2 separate regions of the Homo sapiens genome follow, and region 1 is linked to region 2. Evidence: chromatin contacts called from ENCODE Hi-C data. All regions are on one chromosome and are shown on one strand. The core of a region is the stretch at or near the end of the contact, and the rest is flanking DNA. Distances in the headings are between cores, read along the strand shown. Region 1 has its middle 16 kb from the start of CD300LB. Region 2 overlaps DNAI2 (dynein axonemal intermediate chain 2).

Region 1 (6,342 bases), core at 670-3,169, 230 kb after region 2:
TTCAGTGTGTGGACTCCATCCTCACAATCAGATGCTCAGTGTCCAAAATGCTGGGTAAGAAACATCCTGAAGAACACAAATCTGAGATACAGCCTCTTCCAGGCCTGCTCCAAGGCTCCAGACCAATGCATGAAGCACAGCCTGAGTCCACGTGCCTGAGGGAACAGACCTCCAAAGCCTACATTGGGAGCTTCCACCTGGCAAGGAAGGTGTGCTAAGGGCAGAGCTTCCGGCCTCCCTGTTATCTCAAATGTGGACCTATCACTGGGGCCCTAGTACTGGGCCCAATACTTGCCTCCACCCTTTGTCAATGCGAACATCCTTCCTCCTGGGGACAGAGATTTAGAGGTTGACTTTAGAAAAAGCCACTCTCTATAGATATTTTGAAGCAGCAAGTCCCCCCAGCTTCAAATTTTGTGCTGGCTGAGGCAGCCCAGCCTGGTTGGTGACTAGAATGGCCTGAACTGGGAGTCATGGAAACTGACTCAGAGTCATGGAAAGTTGGGGCTGAAAGGGGAAGAAGAGGTCATGCACCATCCGTCTTGCAGCTATAAAAACTAAGGTTTAGGTTGGTGAGGGGGTGTACCCGAAGGATGACTCAAAGGGTACTTCACGGGTAAAGGAACTCAGCTCAAATAAGGTGACTCAAGTCTATTTACAGCCTTGTCCAGTGTGGACTCAAGAATAGCCTGGCCTACCACCCTGAGCTGTCAGGGAGGACAGATGAGATGGACATTGTGAAAATGGGGTACTGCCAGCCTTTAAAATGCGGCGAGTGCACAAGTCACGCAGTGCTGTTATCAACTCATGATATAAGTTCCTCTTCCCTCCCCCGACTGCCTGTGTTGAGTCTCAAATTCATCCCACTGCAGGGAGGTCAGAAAAAGTTCAGAACTTCTTTCTGACCTCCCTCTTGTGGGATTTAATGAGGACATGAAGTGGTGACATTGAGGTGGGAGTTAAGGAGAATGTGCTGGGCTTGGGGCCCAGCAGATGGACATATGTTACCTGTGCCCCTGGGGATGATTCTACCTTCTAAAATGGGCCATGGAAACCTGGTTTCATGTGGTTGGGTCAATCCCCCCAGTGCTTCTGAGGTTGATGAGTTAAACGATGCAAAGGCCATGGTTGGGAGATCTCCTCTTGGGATACGACTTTGGTGAATTTACCTGGGTCTGGTCCTCATTCCTGCAAATCTAGAACCCGACCACCATCCAGACAAGAAGAGAGACTGAGACCCTACAATAACTCAAGTGATTTATTTTGGGGACACTCCTTTCCAGGAAGCTGAATGCTTGTGACCCTCATCTGTTTTTCTGATTTCAGCTGCCTGGGAGGTTGCCTGAGCAGGCAGGAGGCAGCTCATGGGCATGGACTTGAACTGATGCCTCGAATGGCCTGCCTGGCCTTTGTCTTTCTTTATGTTCCATTACCAAATATTCTGCTCCTGGAATCACAGCCTTTGTTTTTATTTATTTATTTATTTATTTATTTATTTATTATTTTAAATGTTTTATAGAGATGGGGGGTCTTGCCAGTACAGGCTGGTCTCAAATTCCTGGGCTCAAGCAAACATCCTGCCTCAGCCTCCCAAAATGCTGGGATTACACAACAATGCCCTAAAATAAGACTTTCAGGTGAAGCTTATGCATGTCTTTCCTGCTTGGTGAGTAGGGTATGATTAGAGTTGGATTTTTCCATCCCATATTCACTCTACAGAATCAATTTAGTGTTCTGCTTATCTATGGGACATTGATGTCATGTGATGGGTGATGTCATGTGATGGGTGATGTCATGTGATGGGTGATGTCATGTGATGTGTGATGTCATGTGATGGGTGATGTCATGTGATGCATGATGTCATGTGATGGGTGATGTCATGTGATGGGTGATGCCATGTGATGGGTTATGTCATGTGATGGGTGATGCCATGTGACAGGTGGTCATGTGACAAGGTGATCCTGTGATGAGTGGTCATGTGATGGGTGATGTCATGTGATGGGTGATGGGATGGGCGATGTCATGTGATGGGTGATCATGTGACAGGTGATGTCATGTGATGGGTGGTCATGTGATGGGTGATATGTAATGGGTGATGTCATGTGGGGGTGGTCATGTGATAGGTGATGTCATGTGATCGACGATCATGTGATGGGTGATGTCATGTGATGGGTGATGTCATGTGATGGGTGATCATGTGACAAGTGATCATGTGATGGGTGATGTCATATCATGGGTGATGTCATGTGACAGGTGATCATGTGACAGGTGATCATGTGATGGGTGATGTCATGTGATGGGTGATGCCATGTGACATGTGGTCATGTGACAGGTGATGTCATGTGATGGGTGATCATGTGATGAGTGATGTCATGTGATGGGTGATGTCATGTGATAGGTGATCATGTGATGAGTGATGTCATGTGACAGGGATGTCATGTGATGGGTGATCATGTGATGGGTGCTGTCATGTAATGGGTGGTCATGTGATGGGTGATGTCATGTGATGGGTGATGTGATGGGCAATCATGTGATGGGTGATGTGATGGTGATCATGTGACAGGTGATGTCATGTGATGGGTGGTCATGTGATGGGTGATATCATGTAATGGGTGATGTCATGCGGGGGTGGTCATGTGATAGGTGATGTCATGTGATGGGTGATCATGTGATGGGTGATGTCACGTGATGGGTGATATCACATGATGGGCGACATCACGTGATGGGCGATCATATGATGGGTGATGTCATGTGATGGGCAATATCACGTGATGGGCGACATCACGTGATGGGCAATCATGTGATGGGTGATGTCACATCATGGGTGATCATGTGATGGGTGATTGATGTCATATGATTCCAGGGGGAGCACCTGTTCACCAAGCAGGGGAGAGGCTGTGAGTTCTCTGCCACGCTGGTAACACAATCTCTACTGGGGCTTCCTAGTGCTGACTGCTGCAGGTGGCTCATCATAGCACACCAAGGGCCACCACAGGGACACATTACCAAAGGAAACCCCAGAAGACACAAAACATCCCCTTCTTCCTCCATAAACTTGGGAGCCAGATGTTGGGTGACATCGTTCACCATCTCTGGCTGCTCTGGCCTTGCTGGAACCCCCTGTTTTCTCTTTCTCCTCTTGCATCATGATAAATGGCCGATCATTAATGGATGAAAAGTGGTGTCTCTGACACAAAGGCTCAACGAGGCGTCTCTGTCAAAGGGTCACACTAGATTCTATATCCACACACAGGAGACCTCTGGACTGGGGACCCTGAGCAGTGCCTTGGAGAATTCTGCAGCTTCCTGCTCTCAGGCCTGTGGCCCCATCTCTCCTTGATTGATGCCCCCAAGGATGCCCTGAGGTTAGAACACTCCCTCCGTGGGTGTGTTCTTGAGGCCACCCAAAGTGGGGAGCTGTGTCTGAGACTCCACTTACGGCCAGAATACTCAAAGGCGTTATCTCCCAGGTAAAATGGTGGACCAGAAACTACCTGCTTGTGAGTAAGTAAGGAAGGAGAGCCAAGGTAAAGCCATTAGCATTTGCAGACCAGTTGTTCCCTGACAAACATAGATTTAGAACAGAAATTGGCAGCTAAATAAAGTTTAGTACTTGTATTACTCAGGGTTCTCTAGAGGGACAGAACTAATAGGAGATATATATATATATATGAAGGGGAGTTTATTAGGAAAATGAACTCACACAATCACAAGGTAAAGTCCCACAATAGGCTGTTTGCAAGCTGAGGAGCCAGGAAGCCAGTCCAAGTACCAAAACCTCAAAGGTACGGAAGCTGACAGAGCAACCTTCAGTCTGTAGCTGAAAGCCCAAGAGCCCCTGGCAAATCACTGGTGTAAGTCCAAGAGTCCAGAAGCTGAAGAACTTGGAGTCCGATGTTCAAGGGCAGGAAGCATTTACCATGGGAGAAAGGTGGAGGCTGGAAGACTTAGCCAATCTAGTCTTTCATGTTCTTCTGCCTACTTTTATTCTGGCCACACTGGCAGCTGATTGGATGGTGCCCACCCGGATTGAGGGTGGGTCTGCCTTTCCCATTCCACTGACTCAAACGTTAATCTCCTTTGACAATACCCTCACAGACACACCCAGGAACAATACTTTGCATCCTTCAATCTGATCAAGTTGACATTCAGTATTAACCATCAAAGTACTTTTTTTTTTTTTGGCCAGTGGTACAGTTGCCTGGGTTAGTACTGAGACAAAAGGATGATGGTGGGGGATGCTGGCTTGCACAGGACTTCAGCTGTGAGGAGCCTGTGTCCTCGCGGAGGCTTCTGTTTGCAGAAAGAAAGTTGCCATGGCCCTGGAGGAGATGGAGCTGAGAAGCTGAGGAGGGGGAGAAAGGGTCAAGTTCCTGATGCTGCAGCCCACAGAGACCCCTCCAACCTGCCTCAGGAGAGGGTGTGAGGGCAGGAGCTTGTTGTGTTCACAAAGATGGAGGCACAGTGGTCTAGAAAGACCCAGGAGGAGGCTCAGAATGGAGCGGGGTCCAGCAAGACTTCTGCAACAGGCGTTTTTGTCTCCTCCTACCCAACTCCACTCCAGGATGGAGCCATCACCAGGTCTGGCCATCCACCCTTCCAAATGTGAATCAGGGGAGGATAGTCCCAGCTGGAAGCTGGTCCCAATCACCTTGTCAGTAATTAAGCTAGGGGTGGTCACCAGAGTCTGAAGCAGCCAATGAGACATTGAGGGGATGTGATGGGGGTGGGGACTCTGGGAAACTTCTGGGATCAGTGGTCTGGTTTTCTTCCTCAGAAGTCCTTGTGTCTGGTGTCTGGGCTGATCTCTCTCTGCTGCCTACTTCAGAGATCTCTCTCTGCTGCCTTAGGATGAAGACAGTTCTGAGGCCATGACCACAGAGCAAGAAGGAACTTGTATCAACCAATTCCAAGGACACCACCAAGGCCAAACAAACAAACCAAAAGCCCCAAATCAGCAATTAACAGTGAAACAAGAGAGGAAGCAGTGGCTGCCATGATCAGTGGCTGACCTTACAGAGAGGCTAGTATTTAGGGGATGAACTGCAGGGCTTGGGGGAGCAATAGGCTTAGACCACCCAAAATGGGCGCTGTGTCTGAGACTCCACTTAACGATCAGAATACTCAAAGGCACTACCTCCCAGATAAAATCTTGGACTAGAAACTACCTACTTGCGAGTAAGGGAAATGATTTTTTAAAAAAATAGTAATAATTGAAAAACTGGAAATTCATATGCAAAAGAATGACACTGGAGCCTTCCCTAATAACATAGACAAAAATTAACTCAAATGGATCAAAGACCTAAATGTAGGATCTAAAACCATAAAACTCTTAGAAGAAAACACAAGGCAAAAGTTTCACAGCATTGGATTTGCCAGTGATTTCATAGACATGATGCTGAGGGGACAGGCAACAACAACAACAACACAGACAAATGGAACTTCATGAAAATTTAAATTATGTGTTTTTGACTCATATCTTTTTTTTTTTAAGAGATGGGGGTTTTGCTATGCTGCCCAGGCTGAAATGCAGTGGCTATTTACTGGCATGATCATGGCGCACCACAGCCTCAAACTCCTGAGTCCAAGTGATCCTCTCACCTCTGCCTCCTGAGTAGCCAGGATTACAGGTGCAAACCACCATGTCTGGCTAAAATTTCAAAATTTGTGCACCAAATGACAATATCAACAGAGTAAAAAGGCAACTCACACAATGGGATAAAATATTTGCAAATTACATATCTGATAAGGAATTATATCCCAAATATAGACAGAACTCCTAAAACAATAAAAAAAAAAAAGGCCCGATTAAATGGGCAAAGGACTTGACATTTCTCCAGAAGAAATCTACAAATAGCCAATAAATACATGAAAAGATGCTCAACACCACTCATTATCAGGAAAATGCAAATCAAAACCACAATGGGATATCACTTCACACCTGTTAGAATAGCCATTGTGTGTGTGTATATATGTGTGTATAAAAACATGTATAAAACAACAGAAACAACAAATGCTGGTGAGAATGTGTATATATATATGTATAGAAACAACATGTATAAAACAACAGAAAACAACAAATGCTGGTGAGAATGTGGAGACACTAGAACCCTTGTGCACTATTGGTGGGGAGGTAAAATGGTGTAGCTGCTATTATGGGAAATAGTATTGAGGTTACTCAAAAAATTAAAAATAGAACTATCATATGATCCAGAAGTCCCACTTCTGGGTATTTATCCAGAAAAACTGAAAACAGGATTGCAAAGTGCTATCTGCATGCCTATGTTCATTGGAAGCAGCATTATTCACAATAACCAAGAGATGGAAACAGCCTAAACGTCC
Region 2 (6,754 bases), core at 3,807-6,306:
AGGTAGTCACTGACCCCCATCGGTCTCCAATTCTGGGGACCTCTTCCCAACTCGTCCTGCCCTCAACCTTCACTTTCCTTGGGGGGCTCAGCCATGCTTAGTGCTATCCTGGGGGAAAATAAATGGGGGCTTTCTAGGGAGGTCTGCCTCTTTTGAGGGTAGAGTGAGTCCCTCAGGACCCCGGAATTCCAGAAGGTGCACAAGGACATAAGAAAGAGAAAGAAAGCTGGGTGCGGTTTTCACACCTGTAATCCCAGTGCTTTGAGAGGCCCAGGAGGATGGATCACTTGAGGTCAGGAGTTTGAGACCAGCCTGCCCAACATGGTGAAACCCCATCTTTACTAAAAATACAAAAATTCTGGCCGGGTGCAGTGGCTCACGCCTGTAGTCCCAGCTACTCGGCAGGTGGAGGCAGAAGAATTGCTTAAACCTGGGAGGTGGAGGTTGCAGTGAGCTGAGATCAGGCCACTGCACTCCAGCCTAGGTGACAGACTGAGACTCCGTCTCAAAAAAAAAAAAAATTAGCCGAGTGTGGTGGCATGCACCAGTAGTCTCAGCTACTCAGGAGACTGAGGCACAAGAATCGCTTGAACTTGGGAGGCAGAGGTTGGAGTGAGCCAATATCACACCACTGCACTCCAGCCTGGGTGACAGAGCAACACTGTCCCAAAAGCAACAACAACAAAGAAAGAGGGAAGGAAGTCCTCTCCTGCCAGGTGCCATGCAGGGCCCACCACTCGCAGGAACCCAGTAGGGGCTGTACCAGGGACCAAGAAGAAGAGGAAAATGTTCTCATCTCCTTATTCCACTAGGGAGTTCAATGTGGAGGGCTGACCTTCCAGCTTGCCTCCTTCCCAGTCTCCCACGCTGACACTCCTCCTCCCCATCACTCCCTTGGCCTTCCTCCCAGCTTGGAAAACACACTTTCCCTTAAGCCACCGGAGGTTCTCTCCAGGAATTACTTTGCTCATTCTCACTGCACAAGACGAGTTTTGTTTTTATAGTGAGTGAAGGTTCCCATCTGACTGCCTCCCCGGGGATGCGGGAGACGCCTGAATCTTTGATGTCTGGACCACAGCGTCCCTGATTCTGCGTGTTCCTGTGTTTGAGACTCACAGTGGTGTTCTTCACGCCTCTGGGACTCTAGGTTCCCACGGGGGGAGGATCTCCCCCCAAAACTCCAGAGGGCAGTGACACTGCTCCCGTCCCCGCTCTGTCACCCCATGCAGACACTCCTGCTCAGGCCTTGCTTGGGGAAGCCCACCCTCTAGCACTAGTCTCACAAGAGGTTGGGGGAGACCTCCTGAGACGCCCTTTGCTGACCTTGCTATTCATCTGTGTGCCCTGCTAGCTTGTGAGAAGAGCTTGCTCTGGGTCCTTGAATGGGTTGTCTTCCCGTCACCAGGCCAGTCTTTAAATGTCCCCTCTGTCTGCCTCCAGACACAAGACAATGCCTCTGTTCTCACTCGGGGCTTGGCCTTGGGAAACACCAAGAAGGAAAGCAAAGCTGTTAAAAATCTGATCTGGGCTAAAGAGGCTATTTCTGTCTTCCTGGAGTTTCCTCATTCTCTTCAATCTCCTTGTGTCCCCTAGGAGCCAGCTGGCTTGCAGCAATTTCTTTTAAAAGTCAGAGACAGGCAGCCCTAATTGCCTGAGTCCTGCAGCCCCATGTGGGAGGCACAGTTGCTTCACACTGTGTTGGCAAAGGGGAGGATGCCACGGGATTTGCATGCTTTTTCACAAGGCCGTAGCTTTGTCCATGTGGTAAAAACACACTGGGGCACCCCGCTACAATCTGGGCTTCTCATCCCACCCTGTGCCCTCTAAGCCATTGCTCCCACCCAGGAAAGAGAATTTCCAAACTACAAGAAAGAGAAGAAAACAAGGCTGGGTGCGGTGGCTCATGCCTGTAATCCCAGCACTTTGGGAGGCCGAGGTGGGCGGATCACTTGAGATCAGGAGTTCAAGAACAGCCTGGCCAACATGCTGAAACCCTGTCTCTACTAAAAATACAAAAATTAGCCGCGAATGGTGGCATGTGCCTGTAATCCCAGCTACGGGAGGCTGAGGCAGGAGAATCGCTTGCACCCGGGAGACGGAGTTTGCAATGAGCCTAGATCTTGCCACTGCACTCCAGCCTGGACGACAGAGCGAGAATCCATCTCAAAAAAAAAAAAAAAAAGAAAAAAGAAAAAAAGAAAGAAAATGCCACTTTCTGCAACAGTCTGGTTAAGGTTGAGTTGCTCTGGGGCTAGGAGTGGGATGGGGTGGTACTGTCTTCAAGACACAATGTATATGGATGCAAAGGGTTAACCTTCCTACCCTCCTTCTCCCCACCTGCTGCCCCAGCTGCTCCAGGGCCCAAGTTCCCCCTGGCACATGCTTCTAGGGGCACACAGCTCCTGCCCTGCCTCTCAGGGGCCAGCGGCCAGGACCCACTGGTCTGGTGCCTTGTAGCCCTGGAGGCGGGAGAGGGTAGGTAAGACACAGGTCTGGTAGTCATGTTCACCTAGGGTGATTGTGAAAAACACGAATTGCTAGGCCCTGCCCCAGGCATCTAGTTCAGCATTTGCAGGAGAGAGGCCTGGGAGTCTGTGTATTTTTAAGGAAGATCCCAGGTTTCAGAAACGCTGGTTGAGAGATTAAGTTCCCTCACTTTAAATCAATGGTCCTCAAAGTTGGCTACACATGGAATTGCCTGGAGAATTAAAGAAAAAAAGCATATACTGATGAGAGATTCTGATGTAGTTGTTCTGGGGTTCAAACAGCATTGTGATTTCACAAAGCCCTGCAGGTGTTTCTAAATGTGCAGTCAGGACTAACAATCACTGCTTTAGAGCCAGACATGCCTGGTGGTTCTGCCTGAACTGAAGAACTGTGACCTTTGGCCCTGTATTAATACTTCATCTCTCCAGGCCTCAGTTTCTTCATCTCGAAAATGGGCTCATGCCTATAATCCCAGCACTTTGGGAGGCTGAGGCAGGAGGATCACTTGAGCCCAGGAGTTTGAGACAAGCCTGGGCAACATAGTGAGACCCTCAACTCTACAAAAAAAAAAAAATTAGTCTGATGTGGTAGTGTCTGCCTGTGGTCCCAGTTACTCAGAAGGCTGAGGTGGGAGGATTGCTTGAGCCTGGGAGGTTGAGGCTGCAGCAAGCTGTGTTCATGCCACTGCACTCCAGCCTGGATGACAGAGCAAGACACTGTCTCATAAAAAGAAATGTTAGTGAGAATTGTGATCACTCTTTGGGAGTGGTGCTGGGCATGCAGGAAGCACGCCTGGAAACTGTTGTTCATAGTGCTTGCAACCTGGTCAGTCTTTACATATTCTGGATGCAAGTTCTTTATCAAATAGATAATTTGCAGATATTTTATCCAAGTCTGTGGCTTCTCTTTTTGTTAACATTGTTGGCCGGGCATGGTGGCGCATACCTGTAATCCCAGCTACTCTGGAGGCTGAAGCAGGAGAACCACTTGAACGCAGGAGGCGGAGGTTGCAGTGAGCAGATATGCCACTCCACTCCAGCATGGGTAACAAAATGAGATTCCATCTCAAAAAAAAAGAAAGAAAAGAAAAGAAAGAATGAATAAGACCTACTATTTGATAGGACAACAAGGTGACAACAGTCAGCAATAACTTAATTGTACATTTAAAAATAACTAACAGGCCGGGCGCGGTGGCTCACGCCTGTAATCCCAGCATTTTGGGAGGCCAAGGTGGGTGGATCATGAGGTCAGGAGATCGAGACCATCCTGGCTAACACGGTGAAACCCCATCTCTACTAAAAATACAAAAAATTAGCCGGGTGTGGTGGTGGGCACCTGTAGTCCCAGCTACTTGGGAGGCTGAGGCAGAAGAATGGCGTGAACCCGGGAGGCGGAGCTTGCAGTGAGCTGAGATCGTGCCACTGCACTCCAGCCTGGGTGACAGAGGGAGACTCCGTCTCAAAATAAATAAATAAATAAAAATAACTAACAAAGGATAAATTCTTGAGGGGATGGATACCCCATTCTCCATGATGTGACTATTAATATCTAGTATTTGATAGCACAACAGGGTGACTATAGTCAAAATAATTTAATTATACATTTAAAAATAGCTGAAAGAGTATAACTGGATTGTTTGTAACACAAAGGATAAATGCTTGAGGGGATGGATGGATACCCCATTTCCCATGATTGTATATTGTATATTGCATGCCTATAGCAAAACATCTCCTGTGCCCCATAAATATATACACCTACTATGTAACCACAAAAATTAAAAATTAAAAAAAAATAGCAAAACCTGCTCACAGGCAAACCTGCTCACGTAATCCTGTTTTTGAGATAGAGTCTTGCTCTGTCATCCAGGCTGGAGTGCAGTGGCACAATCTCGACTCACTGCAACGTCTACCTTCCAGGTTTAAGCGATTCTCCTACCTCAGCCTCCTGAGTAGCTGTGATTACAGGCACGTGCCACCATGCCTGGATAATTTTTGGTATTTTTAGTAGAGATGGGTTTTCGCCATGTTGGCCAGGCTGGTCTTGAACTCCTGACCTCAAGTGATCCACCGGCCTCGGCCACCCAAAGTGCTGGGATTATAGGCATGAGCCACAATGCCCGGCCTAATCTCTTGGGCGTTGAAAGGCCTTTGGTTGTAAATCTACCAAGGCAAGCTCTCCTTCAGTTTATCTTCCTCCCACCAGCACCAGCCACTCATCCACATCTTTTGTCCTAAGGCTCTGTGCAACCCCAGGAGCCTTGCACAGATCCTCAATCTGAGCCCCTGGAAACTTGCTATCAAAGGCACAATTTCTGAAAGTGCAGGTGGCTGGCAGACGGAAATCTCTGCTAATTCCATGGTGTGATATGGCAGGTACACAGGTCAAAGCGCCAACCACTGAACTCATTGAGAAAGCCCTCAGACCCAGTGGAGTCTAGTGATGTCATGGGGGAGTCAGAAAGGTCAAGGGCAATATGTGGGAATGGCCCAGCCCATTGCATTTTTACAACTTCTAATCAGCATCAGTGAGAAACCCTTCCTTGCGTGGCCTGTGAACCCCGCCTCTGATGCTGCTGGAGCACTTTCATTTCACTTCTCAGCATCCTGTGGGTGTGTCAGGTCTCAGAAAGACTAAGTGGCCCTGCCTAGGTCACGCAGCTGGTGACGGGAGGCCCAGAACTTGAAATCAGGGCCGAGCCCAGCCCACTTCCCAATTCCCTGCTGTGTCCCATGACCAGTAGCACGCGTCAGAGGCTTTCCCAAAGGCCTCCATGTCCCGCCTGTTGGGGAAGCCCCTGGCTTTCTCTCTGTCTGGGATTGACTCTCAGCTCTGTCCTGGTTGGAGAGAAGAGATTTCCAGGATGGTACCCAGACAGTGGTGGAGGCCAGAGTCTGGCAACCAACGAGCCTTTTGGACAATTGGGTGGGGAGTTGGGTCATTGGGTTGGAGAGGAGGGGTTCAAGAAGAGGCCCAGGGGTCTCAAATCTGTGTCCTGTGTGTTTCATGCCCAGCATGGCAGGGAATTTAGTCCAACATCATCACCATCAATATTTCCTCCTGCCCTGTCAATAAACACTGATTCAGTAAAAACCGTATTGTACCACGTGCGATGGCTCATACCTGTAATCCCAGCACTTTGGGAGGCTGAGGCAGGTGGATCACTTGAGCCCAGAAGTTCAAGACCAGCCTGGGTAAAATGGCGAGACCCCATCTCTACAAAACAATACAAAACTTAGCCAGGCATGGTACTGCACACCTGTGGTCCCAGCTACTTGGGAGGCTGAGGTGGGAGGATCACTTGAGCCCGGGGGTTGAGGCTGCAGTGAGCTGTGAGCACACCACTGCACTCCAGCCTGGGTGACAGTACAAGCCTTTGTCTCAAAAAAAAAAAAAAAAAAAAGCCCTAAAAACAAAAGACGAAAACTGTATCATTTGGTGGGTAAGAGCTTTGGAATGGGGGCAGACCAGCTGCAGCATGCATTAGCTATAGGACCTTGGGCAAGTCACTGATGGCATCTAAGCATCAAATGCCTTCAAAGAAAATGGTGATTTTATTTATTTATTTATTTTGAGACAGAGTCTTGCTCTGTCACCCATGCTGGAGTGCAATGGTGTGATCTCGGCTCACTGCAACGTTCTCCTCCCGAGTTCAAGTGATTCTCCCACCTCAGCCTCCCGAGTAGCTGGGATTACAGGTGTGCACCACCATGCCCGGCTAATTTTTGTATTTTTGCAGAGATGGGGTTTCACCATGTTGGCCAGGCTGGTCTTGAACTCCTGACCTCAGGTGATCCACCTGGCTTGGCCTCCCAATGTGCTGGGATTACAGTTGTCAGCTACCGCGCCTGGCCAAAATTTTTATTGCCCTCCTCAGAGAGCAACTGCAATAACTAAACAGGGTAATGCTTAGCATATAGTCGGCACTCAGGATTTTTTTTTAATGCGGATGCAGCTTCTGGACAAATTCCTAGGATCTCCCCACCACCCCTTGCTTCCTGCCCCAACCAGATTGAGAACCTGGAGCTGTCCTGGCAGGACCTGTGGAGATAGGGAAGGGGCCGGTGGGGTCCCTCACCCCACACCCTCCCTCTGCCCCCCAGCAGCCGGCACCATGGAGATTGTGTACGTGTACGTCAAGAAGCGCAGCGAGTTCGGGAAGCAGTGCAATTTCTCGGACCGCCAGGCCGAGCTGAACATCGACATCATGCCCAACCCTGAGCTGGCCGAGCAGTTCGTGGAGCGGAACCCAGTGGACACGGGCATCCAG

Evidence for each region. A loop is a pair of places that touch in the nucleus more often than their neighbours do. Pooled maps may share reads with other maps.
Region 1: a pooled map shows a loop between it and region 2 (4-fold over the local background). The contact joins two enhancer-like sites. A Hi-C loop is called at or near these places in 3 of 37 single-sample maps with no recorded cell type and 6 of 50 pooled maps.

What each region holds. Positions count from the first base shown.
Region 1 is chr17:74,512,217-74,518,558 of GRCh38, forward strand. No RefSeq gene overlaps it. Among named protein-coding and RNA genes, the nearest start is that of CD300LB, 16 kb to the right of the region's middle. RefSeq lists an enhancer at 251-500. Within about 2 kb of position 1,920, at least 4 of the 41 ENCODE cell types and tissues checked have a DNase peak (open chromatin) inside an H3K27ac peak, as active enhancers do.
Region 2 is chr17:74,275,220-74,281,973 of GRCh38, forward strand. It overlaps DNAI2 (dynein axonemal intermediate chain 2), which reads left to right. Exons shown (of 14, transcript NM_023036.6): 2 at 6,588-6,754. The coding sequence starts at 6,599. Among named protein-coding and RNA genes, the nearest start is that of DNAI2, 4.4 kb to the left of the region's middle. RefSeq lists an enhancer at 4,963-5,022. Within about 2 kb of position 5,057, at least 5 of the 41 ENCODE cell types and tissues checked have a DNase peak (open chromatin) inside an H3K27ac peak, as active enhancers do.